4 separate regions of the Homo sapiens genome follow, and all the other regions are linked to region 3. Evidence: chromatin loops called from intact Hi-C (ENCODE). Cell type or tissue: Calu3. All regions are shown on one strand. Region 1 overlaps MYRIP (myosin VIIA and Rab interacting protein). Region 2 overlaps MYRIP (myosin VIIA and Rab interacting protein). Region 3 holds the start of MYRIP (myosin VIIA and Rab interacting protein). Region 4 overlaps MYRIP (myosin VIIA and Rab interacting protein).

Evidence for each region. Peaks named below come from ENCODE experiments on the same cell type or tissue, not always from the same donor. Only the 100,000 strongest peaks of a DNase experiment are listed, where the experiment ranks them.
Region 1: it touches region 3 in a loop (3-fold over the local background); 12 of 110 quality-filtered maps call a loop at or near these places.
Region 2: it touches region 3 in a loop (4-fold over the local background); 2 of 110 quality-filtered maps call a loop at or near these places.
Region 4: it touches region 3 in a loop (3-fold over the local background); 3 of 110 quality-filtered maps call a loop at or near these places.

What each region holds. Positions count from the first base shown.
Region 1 is chr3:39,980,941-39,983,440 of GRCh38, forward strand. The region is part of intron 2 of MYRIP (myosin VIIA and Rab interacting protein); the gene reads left to right. Among named protein-coding and RNA genes, the nearest start is that of MYRIP, 170 kb to the left of the region's middle. In Calu3, no CTCF peak of the experiment used is centred here; no DNase peak of the experiment used is centred here.
Region 2 is chr3:40,115,721-40,118,220 of GRCh38, forward strand. The region is part of intron 3 of MYRIP (myosin VIIA and Rab interacting protein); the gene reads left to right. Among named protein-coding and RNA genes, the nearest start is that of EIF1B-AS1, 190 kb to the right of the region's middle. In Calu3, no CTCF peak of the experiment used is centred here; a DNase peak (open chromatin) is centred at 1,311.
Region 3 is chr3:39,808,199-39,810,698 of GRCh38, forward strand. MYRIP (myosin VIIA and Rab interacting protein) reads left to right here and starts at 1,411. Exons shown (of 17, transcript NM_015460.4): 1 at 1,411-1,718. In Calu3, no CTCF peak of the experiment used is centred here; a DNase peak (open chromatin) is centred at 1,323.
Region 4 is chr3:39,910,340-39,912,839 of GRCh38, forward strand. The region is part of intron 2 of MYRIP (myosin VIIA and Rab interacting protein); the gene reads left to right. Among named protein-coding and RNA genes, the nearest start is that of MYRIP, 100 kb to the left of the region's middle. In Calu3, no CTCF peak of the experiment used is centred here; DNase peaks (open chromatin) are centred at 662, 1,492 and 1,752.

The sequences.
Region 1 (2,500 bases), 170 kb after region 3:
GAAGAGAATTATGGAGATGGAGATGGTGGTGATGGTTGCGTAACAATATGAATGTCCTTCATGCCTCAGAACTATACATTTAAAAACAGTTAAGGTGGTAAATTTTATGTTGTATATATTTTACCACGATTAAAATAACATAAGTGTCATGGAATTTTGTATTAGGTTAAAGTTTGAGATGTGGCATATGACTTTTCTGGCTCCAGAGAAACCTCTTGCCTTTACCAAACATAATCAGAATCAGTGTCTGCATTTGAAATTGGCCCAGAGTTAAAGATAAATGAAAAGAGATTCTTTGAGGCCAATCTGGTTTTTTAATTTTACACAAAAACATTGCCAAATATAGTGGACTTCCTTATCTGGGTTGTATTCTTCCCTGTTACATCTGCCTTTCTTTCTGCATTTAGGTCTGTCTCTTAGATCTCTGCTGTCTGGGCTCTTTTTACAATTTTTTAAAATACTAGTACTTCTTTTGTTATTTGATATCTATTAATTATATTCCTCCTTGCATTCTTCACCTTTTTGAGTTCTATTTTAGCATTTTGGTTTCCATTATACAGCAAATATGGGGAGGTCATCAAAATCTGGCTCTGTCAAAATAATAGCTGCCTTCTGCATTGCCTGGTACTGTGGAAGACCATTACTCCCTTTTCATGTTGTTGGGGTCTTGCTGCAGAGACTCTCAGCTGTGATTCTTCCTTTGAGATGTTTTGAGTCATTTTCATTGTCAGCCTGGCTGCTGGATTGGAAACACTGCCAAGTTCCTGAAGAGACAATTTTATCTGACAAATTTCTTCCAATTGCAGGAACATATGTTACGTATAAGACATACAGCTAAGAGCCAATTTAACATTGGAGGTTAGCACATATCAGCAGATGTTTGTGGAGGGCCCACTATATGTCAGTCTCTGGGGAGGCCTCAGGCACATAGGAGGAACTCAGGAAATATCAATAGGTTAAATAAAAGTGAACTGATTGGATTGGAGAACACACACACACACAAAAAAACAAACATAGTTTTAAAGAACTCAAAGTCCTAAAAGAGGAAGTGGACCTGCAAACACATGACTATAGTAAACTGTAATATGCCTCAATTTCCTCAACTATAAATTAAGGACAAACCTATCTTATTACATTTCCAAGATCATTCAATGAAACAATACATCTAAAGTGCTGAACAGAATGGCAGACAGAGCAAAGTTAGAGTCCTACTTATTATCAAGATACACCAAATGGGAAGAAAGTAATCTGCTCTGTAGAGAGTAGTAGGTGGGTAAGTTTATCCAAGTCAACTTAATATAATTGGTGACAGAGTTGAACAGGGCTTTGTGGATGTAGCCATCCTTTCACAGTCTGTGTCAGCAAAAGCCTCTGTATGTATTGGCAGCACCATATACATGTATGTACGATGAGAAATTGGACCGCTATTTATAGGTTTGATCTTCTGATGTTGCTTGACATTTTCGTTAATGGAAAATGTCAGTTTTCCAGTTTTCTTGCCAAAGGAAATTACCAAATGAACCACTTACAAGCTACTGTTAAACATTATTTATAAATGCTCGATGACCTTGATTGTGATAAATAACAATAATTGCTAATCATTATGTTTCAGAAGCCTGAGGCCTGCCAAGCCTCTTGGGAACTACACAAAATATTTTCATAACAAATCTAGTAATTTCAGCATCATAAAATATCTAGTAGGAAAAGCTAACCGGTAAATATTATTATTCCTTAAAAACATTTTCTAGGGGAAGAAATGCCTTTTAAAAATCTCTCTCTGGTCAATTTGTTGTTGTTATTGCTTAAATCATCATCCTAATTACCATGCCTCATTTCTGCTGAAAACAGAATTTTGAAAACACTTTCTGATTTCTAAGGCAAGACTATATCGTGGTACATTGTCAAAAAATTTCTCCAGGATTATTTACCCAGTAATGTCAAACTCATAGATAAGAGGATATGTCAACCGCATTTTCCATAAATTTCAGTTGTGTAGAATATTACTTTTGACCTATCATAGAAAGAAAAGAATTTATTGTGATAGTAGGTGGGTATTAAGTGTTTAACCAAAGATTATAATTATTTAAAATCTAAAACAATCATAGAAACTTCTTCGGAAATCTTTTTGAAATTTACTTTTGATGAGGCTTAATCCATAACCAAATACTGTGGCCAAATATAAACTTGAAATACAGGTTTCTGATATTTGAAAATGTCGGCCTGGATTACATTTCGGCCTTTCTGTGGCCCGGTTCCTTTATCCCTGCCAGTGCCTGTGCAGTACATGGAGCACTGAGTAAAACCATCAAGTCAGGAAAAGGGGAAATACCACTGCAGCAGAGGAAAGCAAATCTAAAACAACACAAAAGGTAATAGTTGTTTACTTGGTCAAGCTGTCTTCTTTGCGTATCAGGTATACATTCATATTATTTGCTGTATACCATAATTTATAACCCTAAAACTTGAATAATATGAGTTACTGGTTAGAAGCACTCTTTAT
Region 2 (2,500 bases), 310 kb after region 3:
ACAAAGTCCAAGGTCACTCAAAAAGCTAGACTCAGGAACAAACTTGGAGATTCCCAGTCCCTGGTTCACAGTTCTTTTTTTTTTTTTTATGTGATGCTCTTTGTTGTAGAATTTATGTCACGATTTTATTATGGAGTATCAGTCTCTCCAAGTGGGCTTCCGTAAGAGATCACATATAAAACACCAAAACTAGGCTCTGAGGTCCACACCCTCCTGCCCGCTCACTCTGCCATGGAGACAGCTCATGCCACTGCAGGTAATGACAACTGCACAGCACGAGCAAGGTTGAGTAGAACAGGTATAGAAATTGGCATGGAGTGGTGAAGAGTCTGAATTCCCAAATGTCATTATAGAAGCCAGCTGCAGTGCTCCCTGGCTCACAGGTTCCCTGGGGCTGACTATCCTCCTGGGTCTCCAGCTGTCATCTTTTGCTTGATCCCTGGATGGGGGCACACTCACATCCCTGTGATGTGTTTTGCCCCTGATGCTGGTATCCCCTAGCACTTTACCTTTAGCCAGCTTTAGCCTAGCAGATGCATTCACACCTCCTCCATGAGTTGTGTAGACCTTAGGAAAGTAAGACGTGGTCTCAAGTTTCCCAAGGAACAACTTACATTGCCCCCCAACACACACACACCTAGCAGCATAAGACACATCTCTGATACTGCCATCTTCAGAAACTTCTAGATGGAAAACATCCCCCTACTGTAAGTAACTCCCTGCCATCCTATTTATGTATTTGTTTATCTCTCTTTCATTTTCCCTTGTCCCTGAGAGTAGAGTAAGGAAAGGGCTCATTGCTTTCAACACTTTATTTTCTCTGAATTCAGCAGTCTTCACCTCAGCACAGTTTAGTCTGGCCCAATTTTGATAGGCATGGGCCTGTCTCTTTGCATCTTTGTCTCAGGCTGGGAGGCACATTTTGAACCTGGAAGTTTAGAACACGGCGTCCTTTGTTTTTGACAGGCTGTTAAGGATATGCACAGGGCTAGAAAACTGAATAGAACATCCCTTGTGGATGCTGCAGGTTCTTAGCCACAAATTAATACACAAAAACGGTTTGGGGTGTATCCCAAAAACCGTTAAAATGACTTGTTTATGTGGAGAAGTTAAAGCATTTCTCTACAATCTCATAACATTATTGATTTTGCCATGAACCTCTTTTCTCATGAGTCATTCTAAGATATTTTTCAAGCAGTTTCCCTTCCATAGTTTCATAAGTTTGGAATGAGTGGAGGCCCAACCTCTGTGAATCGTTCTCTTGTGTGTTCTTTCCCTCCTGTCTCCGTCTCACAGTCTCACATGAGTGGCTGCACCCCCGGCTATAGCTTGTTTGCAGTTTGCTGCCAATATGACTGGAGCATCCGGTGAGGCCACATCTGCCTTTCAATCCCCCCGCCCTGATATTGTAAAATAAAAGTTTGTTATTTTGACATTTTTGTAGCTCACTGCACCACCCTTTGGTGGCCAGTTTAGAAAAATTTGATAATTAATGAAGATATCATACACCGGTTATGTAAAAGCAGGATAGGAGTAGCCACAAAGACCCTGGAGGCTGAAAATCAGGAACAGAACTGAGAGCCTTACAAAGTGTGATTTCATCAAAGCCATATGATAGCTACTGTGTTTATGTAAATTAATTTTACTACGTTGTGTCACAACCTCCCCCCTTTTAAAAAGCTCTTGCCCTCTGTAGCTTGAGGCAACCTTCTGCCCATCATTGATCCCTTCTTTCCAGGTTATTCCCATTTCTACATTCTTAGCTGTTACATTTTCAAATTGAAATATTTTATTCACTACTCATGTCCAGTGTCCTCACTTACCTTGGCATCATTTCTTCCCTCAAGAGTAATATTGGCACAACTAAGAAAATATCATCCATTATCATCAATACAGCATATTGATGTTCTGACGTAGTCCATCAGTGTAGAGGCAGAAGAGCAACAGCAGCCCTTAGGATGCGATGGACATAAAGGCAGCTTTATAGCCAGACCTCAGTTCCAATCTTAGCTCCATCTGGAAAAAATAAATAACTTTAGACTCTTACCCTCTACCTGACATTGAAATTAATTTACTTTAGAGCAAAGACTTCAGCATAAAAAATAAACCCAAATACAAAGAAGAAATCATGAGAGGCCTTACTATGGCCCCAAACCAGAAGCTCCATAAAAATAAAAACATCTCTACAGCACAAAAATCACCATTAACAAAGTCAAAAGCAAATGGCAGACTAGGGTAATTATTTGTAATTTAAATTGCAAAAACTAATTTTTCTAACATAGAAATACTCCTACAAATCCAAAACAAAAAGCCCAAAACCTAAAAATAAAGGGACAAGAAAAGTAAACAGAATTTTCAGAAAATGCAACACAAATGGCTCTTAAACAAATGAAACAATGCTTAGCCTCTCTCATAATATGATAAATGTAAATTAAAACTATAATGGCATACCAGTGTTCACCAATTGGATTAGCAAAGGTCAAAAAACTTGATAACACTG
Region 3 (2,500 bases):
TTGTGTATATGTCAATTTCCTTGAGGGAGGTACACACTGGTTGCCCCCAGGAAGAGGAATTGAGAGACAAGGGTGGGAGGGAGTCTTGTTAACTGTGTTCCATTTGTAGTTTTAGAATTTTGTGCCACATGAATGCTAATCAAGCACAGCTAAATAAAATTTAAATTTAATGTAAACAAAAGAGAAACAAACTAACTTCCTTCCACTTTACCAGTTTGTAGACATTAAAATCCCTTTAAAGGAGGGAATCGAATCTTTAAAGAAATTAACTCCTTTACCTTCCGAGTTCCTTTCTTTAAGGTTTTGTCTTGTTTTGTTTTGTTTTCTGCTGTGGACTGATCAGCAAACAAGCCATTTATTTCTACTGCGCACATTTACACGGAGAGAACAGCCTCAACCCACCGGCTTGAGAGGATTTCCAGGGATTCAGAAATCGCCAGTGTAACTCCATAAATGCTTTATTTTCATGGAGCGACTTCCACCCTGCAGCTAAAATTGACAAAGTGTTTTCACAGCCGAGTTGTTGGGGCTGAGGCAGTGGGTCTCAGGAAGATCCCTGGCTTAATGGATGCAAACGCACAATGAAGTCCCGGCCTGGAGTGGAACCTTTCAACTCCCAGTCATTCTTCCAGGACCGGGAACTCCTGGCACGAGCCCGAAAGCGTTCCTCACTTGCAGCAGTCTTTGGGAGTCTTTCTGACAGCGCGGGCTCACTAACCCGGCGGTTCCGCAGCTGTGTTTGGGAGACTTGGGGGCGCATTAGCCTGGACAGCTCCCTGATCGGTAACCCCTTTGATGTGTGTTGAATGAATGAGCGTCGTTAGCGTAGTAGTAAATTTATGGGAGAATTAAAGCAATCCAGATAGGGGTCACTACGGAGACTTTAATTACCCAGGGACTGTGAAGTGGGGAAGAGCTGTCTGTGGAGGAGCGCCACACCATGTCTTAGATTCAGGCAGGCCCCGGATTCTGGTGACCCATTACTCTACGGTCACTGAGGGTCCGGGCCCCCAGGACTCAGAGGCAGGAGACAGGAAAAGCCTGACTTAGAATCGGGGAAGGACCTGGAGTCGCACATGGGGGCTCCCGAACCGCGGCCCCAATACTGCACTGCGCCGCAGGGAAGAGCCCCGGGAGGGGCGCGGGTCCCCGCCCCGGGCGCGCGCAGCCCTGCCCCGCCTCCTCCCGGTGCGCCCCGCCCCTCCCGGCGCGTGCCGCCCGCGCGCCCGAGGTGCTCTGGAGGAACCGGCCCGGCGGGCACCCCCTGCCCCGGCGCAGGCGCGATCGCGGGCCGCCCCTCCCGCCGGGCGCCCTGCACGCGCCCCCGCCCCGCCTCCGCAGGCTCCCCCGCTCCGGGCGCCTCTGATTGGCTCTCGGCCGGGCCAGCAGGTGTCGGCGGTGGCTGCGGCCAGGCTGGCCCTGGCTGCCTGCGGCGCGGGCGCCTCCCTCGCAGCCGCTGCTGCCGACGCCGCTGCGCTCCCGCCTCCTGTCGGTTCCCGGGTTCCCGCTGCGGCTGCGGTTCTGGCAGCCGAGCCCCCGCGGTGCTGCAGCCCAGCTTTAGCGCGCAGACCGACCCGCGCCCCTTCTTCGCCGCCGGCAGCCTCTAATCCACGCGGCGCGTTGCGGCAGGTGCCCTGGGCGTACTGAGGCGCGGTGGCCTGAGCCCGGCCGCCATCGATGACCCCGGTCGCGGACTTGCTTCAGGCTGGCCACCCCCCGTGAGTACCGTCCGCCTCCCTCTTCTCCCCTCTGGCAGCTTTGCGCCACTCTCCCCTCAACGTTGCCGCAACTTCGGGGGTGGGTGTGTGAAGGTGTGGAGGTGTCTCTCACGCTCCCCCGCACCCTGTGCGCGTCCGGAGCCAGGAACCCTAGGCGCGGCCAGTCAGCCTCTGCGGAGGGGCGAGGGGCGCGGGTACTTGAACTTGCTCAGGGATCATCGCGGAGCCAGAATCGCCTCTTTCTCTCGCTGCTGGGGTGGGAGCTCGCCTCTGCGTTTCCCTCGCGTTTTCCGATCCCGGATGGCCACGTAGTGCTTGGGCTGCGGTTCACCGCGTACCTACTGTGCTGCGGGCGCACCGGCGGGACGCCTCAAACCATCCGTTAAGCGCCCCGCAAGCAGCCCAGCGCGACGGACCTGACTCAAACTCTTAATTCTGTAAAACGGGGGTAATCAGGGACTCTCTCAAGGTCACAGCTGGTGCTCAGAGTTAGAACACAGGTGGATTGCGTCTGGCCCTCGCCCGCGGGCTGCCTGGGGAGGGGAGAGCTGTTGGCGGGGCGGTCACTTCAGCTTCATCCCGGGTTCCTCCTCATACTCCCTTTCCGCCACAGCCGCCAGACTTGAAGAGGTAGGGAGCCAATCCCAGGGGGCTCTACATAGATTTGGAGGTAACGGCGGAGGATCTTCCTGATGGACGCGTGGAGCGGAAAGATTCAGTGGTGGGAACCCCAAGACCTGCGGCTTTTTGGAGCACTTGCTCCCCTTCTTGTTCCTTAATTT
Region 4 (2,500 bases), 100 kb after region 3:
GTACTGAAAACAAGGACATTCAGGTGCCGTGGGATAGAATAGATGAAATTAGGACCATCTTGGAAAATCTGGCACCTGTGCTTGCTAAAACTTGGGATGTGTTCAGGGATGGGAAAGTGGTAGGGTTTAAGTCAGTATATGAGAAGTGTGTAGTTGGGACAATACAGTAGCCAACTAGCCACATGTGGCATTAAGCACTTTGAGTATGTCTTATCCAAATTGGGGTGTAGTCTAAGTGTGAAATAAATGCTAGATTTCAAAGATCAAGTATAAAAAATGTAAAATAGCTCAATAATTTTTATATTGATTACACATTGAAATGTTTCTAAAATTACATCTTAAATATATTTTTAAAGTTAATTTCACTTTTTTTTACTTTTTAAAATGTGGCTACTAGAAAGTTTTAAATTATATATATGGCTCACATTATATTTTTATTGGACAGTGCTGGTCTGAAATGCAAGATTAAGCAGTTTGGGATTTATTAAACCAAAAAGTAAGCTTTCTTTCCCAATTTTGTTTAGGATTATTCCTTTTTTATATGTGGTTTTTAGGTATCTGTAAGAGCCAGCTAAAGTTTTAGCTAATTAGTCAGATATTGGCCTTTGCTATCAAATATTGTTGTCTCTGTCACGTGAAGGTGGTCTCTGAGTCATGCCTCAGTGTTGGGTTTATTACACAGTTTAAAAAAAAGCATACTGTGTCCATGCCATATTCATGACAAAGAGTTTATGCATCTCAGGACAGAATGAACCCTTTCATGTTTCCCTGAAGTTAATGGTTGACCAAATACTTCATGACCTTTGAAATAACACATGGCTTTAGAATGGCCCACTATTCAAAATTTATATCACATCTTTGGCGCCGTAAAGTTATCAGACATTCACCTGTGGGGTCTGCCTTTAGAAATGGTCAGGAGAGTTTGATGTTACAAGTGTGCTTGTAATGTAGAAAAAGGAATCATGCTGATGCTCTTATTTGCTTTTTAACTTGTGGTCCTTCAAAGATGTACAGTTACTAATTTGGAGATTCAAATATGTTCTCCCCATAATCCCACTTTCTTTAATAACAGTTTTCTACTAGGTTGCTTTTATGGCTCCAAGTTCCTGATCTTATTTACTTTTCCACTGCAAATGCCAGAGACTCAGCTTCTGGGCCCTGATAAAGCTTTTGTGGCCTTAATTCTTGGCCTGACCTTCATTTCTTAGACCTCTGGCTGTGGAAAGCATTTCTTTGGCATTACATGTGCATAGAATTCAGGACTTGAAAGGGAGCAAGGAGGAAAGTTTCCACAGCAATTTGAAAAAGTAGCTTTTCTCACTTACAGTAATTCAGGAATGTACAAAATCCTTTAGCCAGAAATGGCCTGAAAACGCAGAGGAGGTAAGCACAATGAACAGCCTGGAAATCAGAGTTTCTTCCTCTCTCTGTGCTGTGCTGGTGGCATGACAACTTACTTGTTCTCACAGGCTCCTTCAGTGCCTGGGGGCAGTTTCCTGCCTCAGGGTTAAAGGGCTGCCTTCCCCTCCTTACTCAGCTTCTGAAGCCAACAGATCCACCTCCTGGTCCGTTTCTGAACCTGATACCTGCAGAAGGAAATTCATCAACAACCTCTCCCTGACTGTCAGGGTGACTTATAATGAGCTTCTTCTCCTTCTCCCAGATGGGGAGATTCCTGTCCTAGCCCAAAGACTTTTTTGGCTGGAAACCAGGTTGCCTTAAATTGCCAGGAGAGCCAGCCTCCCTGGCCTGGTCCCAGCCCTCTGTGCTCACCTTCCCCCTGCTGGTCTGACTTACAGGCTCCCATTTTGTGTCAGCTTCTCCTCTATCGGTGGGTGTGGGCCTAAGACTTAGGACCCCTTCCCTGGCTAATTCTTATACCTCAGGCTGGAAGAGACTAGCTCCTGCATACCCAGCTGGATCTGGCTCTCCAGATATGGTGATGTGCCCAGTAGGTTGGCAGGCTGTTTGGTTCTGACCACCTCTGGAATTAGTACTAGAATAATACGAAAACAGAAGACACCAAATAATTAAGTGATAAAAAGTTACAAAAACTGCTAAATGTAGTACCTAATCAATTATGGTCAAAGTCTTCCACTGATGTTGGAAAAATTATCTTAGCTGCTCCAATCAAAATTCAAATATATCCAACAAAATCTCTTCCAAATCTTAAGCAAAATCCTTTAAAACCAGAAACTTTAGAAGGAATAAGACGTATAGTTTTAGACTATATAAAAGAGGCTTGATTATTCCCTGTACAACCCCATATAACACTTCAGTCCTTCCTATAAGAAAACCAAATGGTAGAGGATGGAGGTTTGTGTGAGAACTTAGAGAAATTAATGATATTCCTCATCATCTGGTAGTGCCAAACCCCCATACGTTGTTGACTGTAATATCAACTAAAGGTAAATTCTTGGCTGGGCATAGTGGCTCATGCCTGTAATCCCAGCACTTTGAGAGGCTGAGGCAGGCAGATCACCTGAGGTCAAGAGTTCGA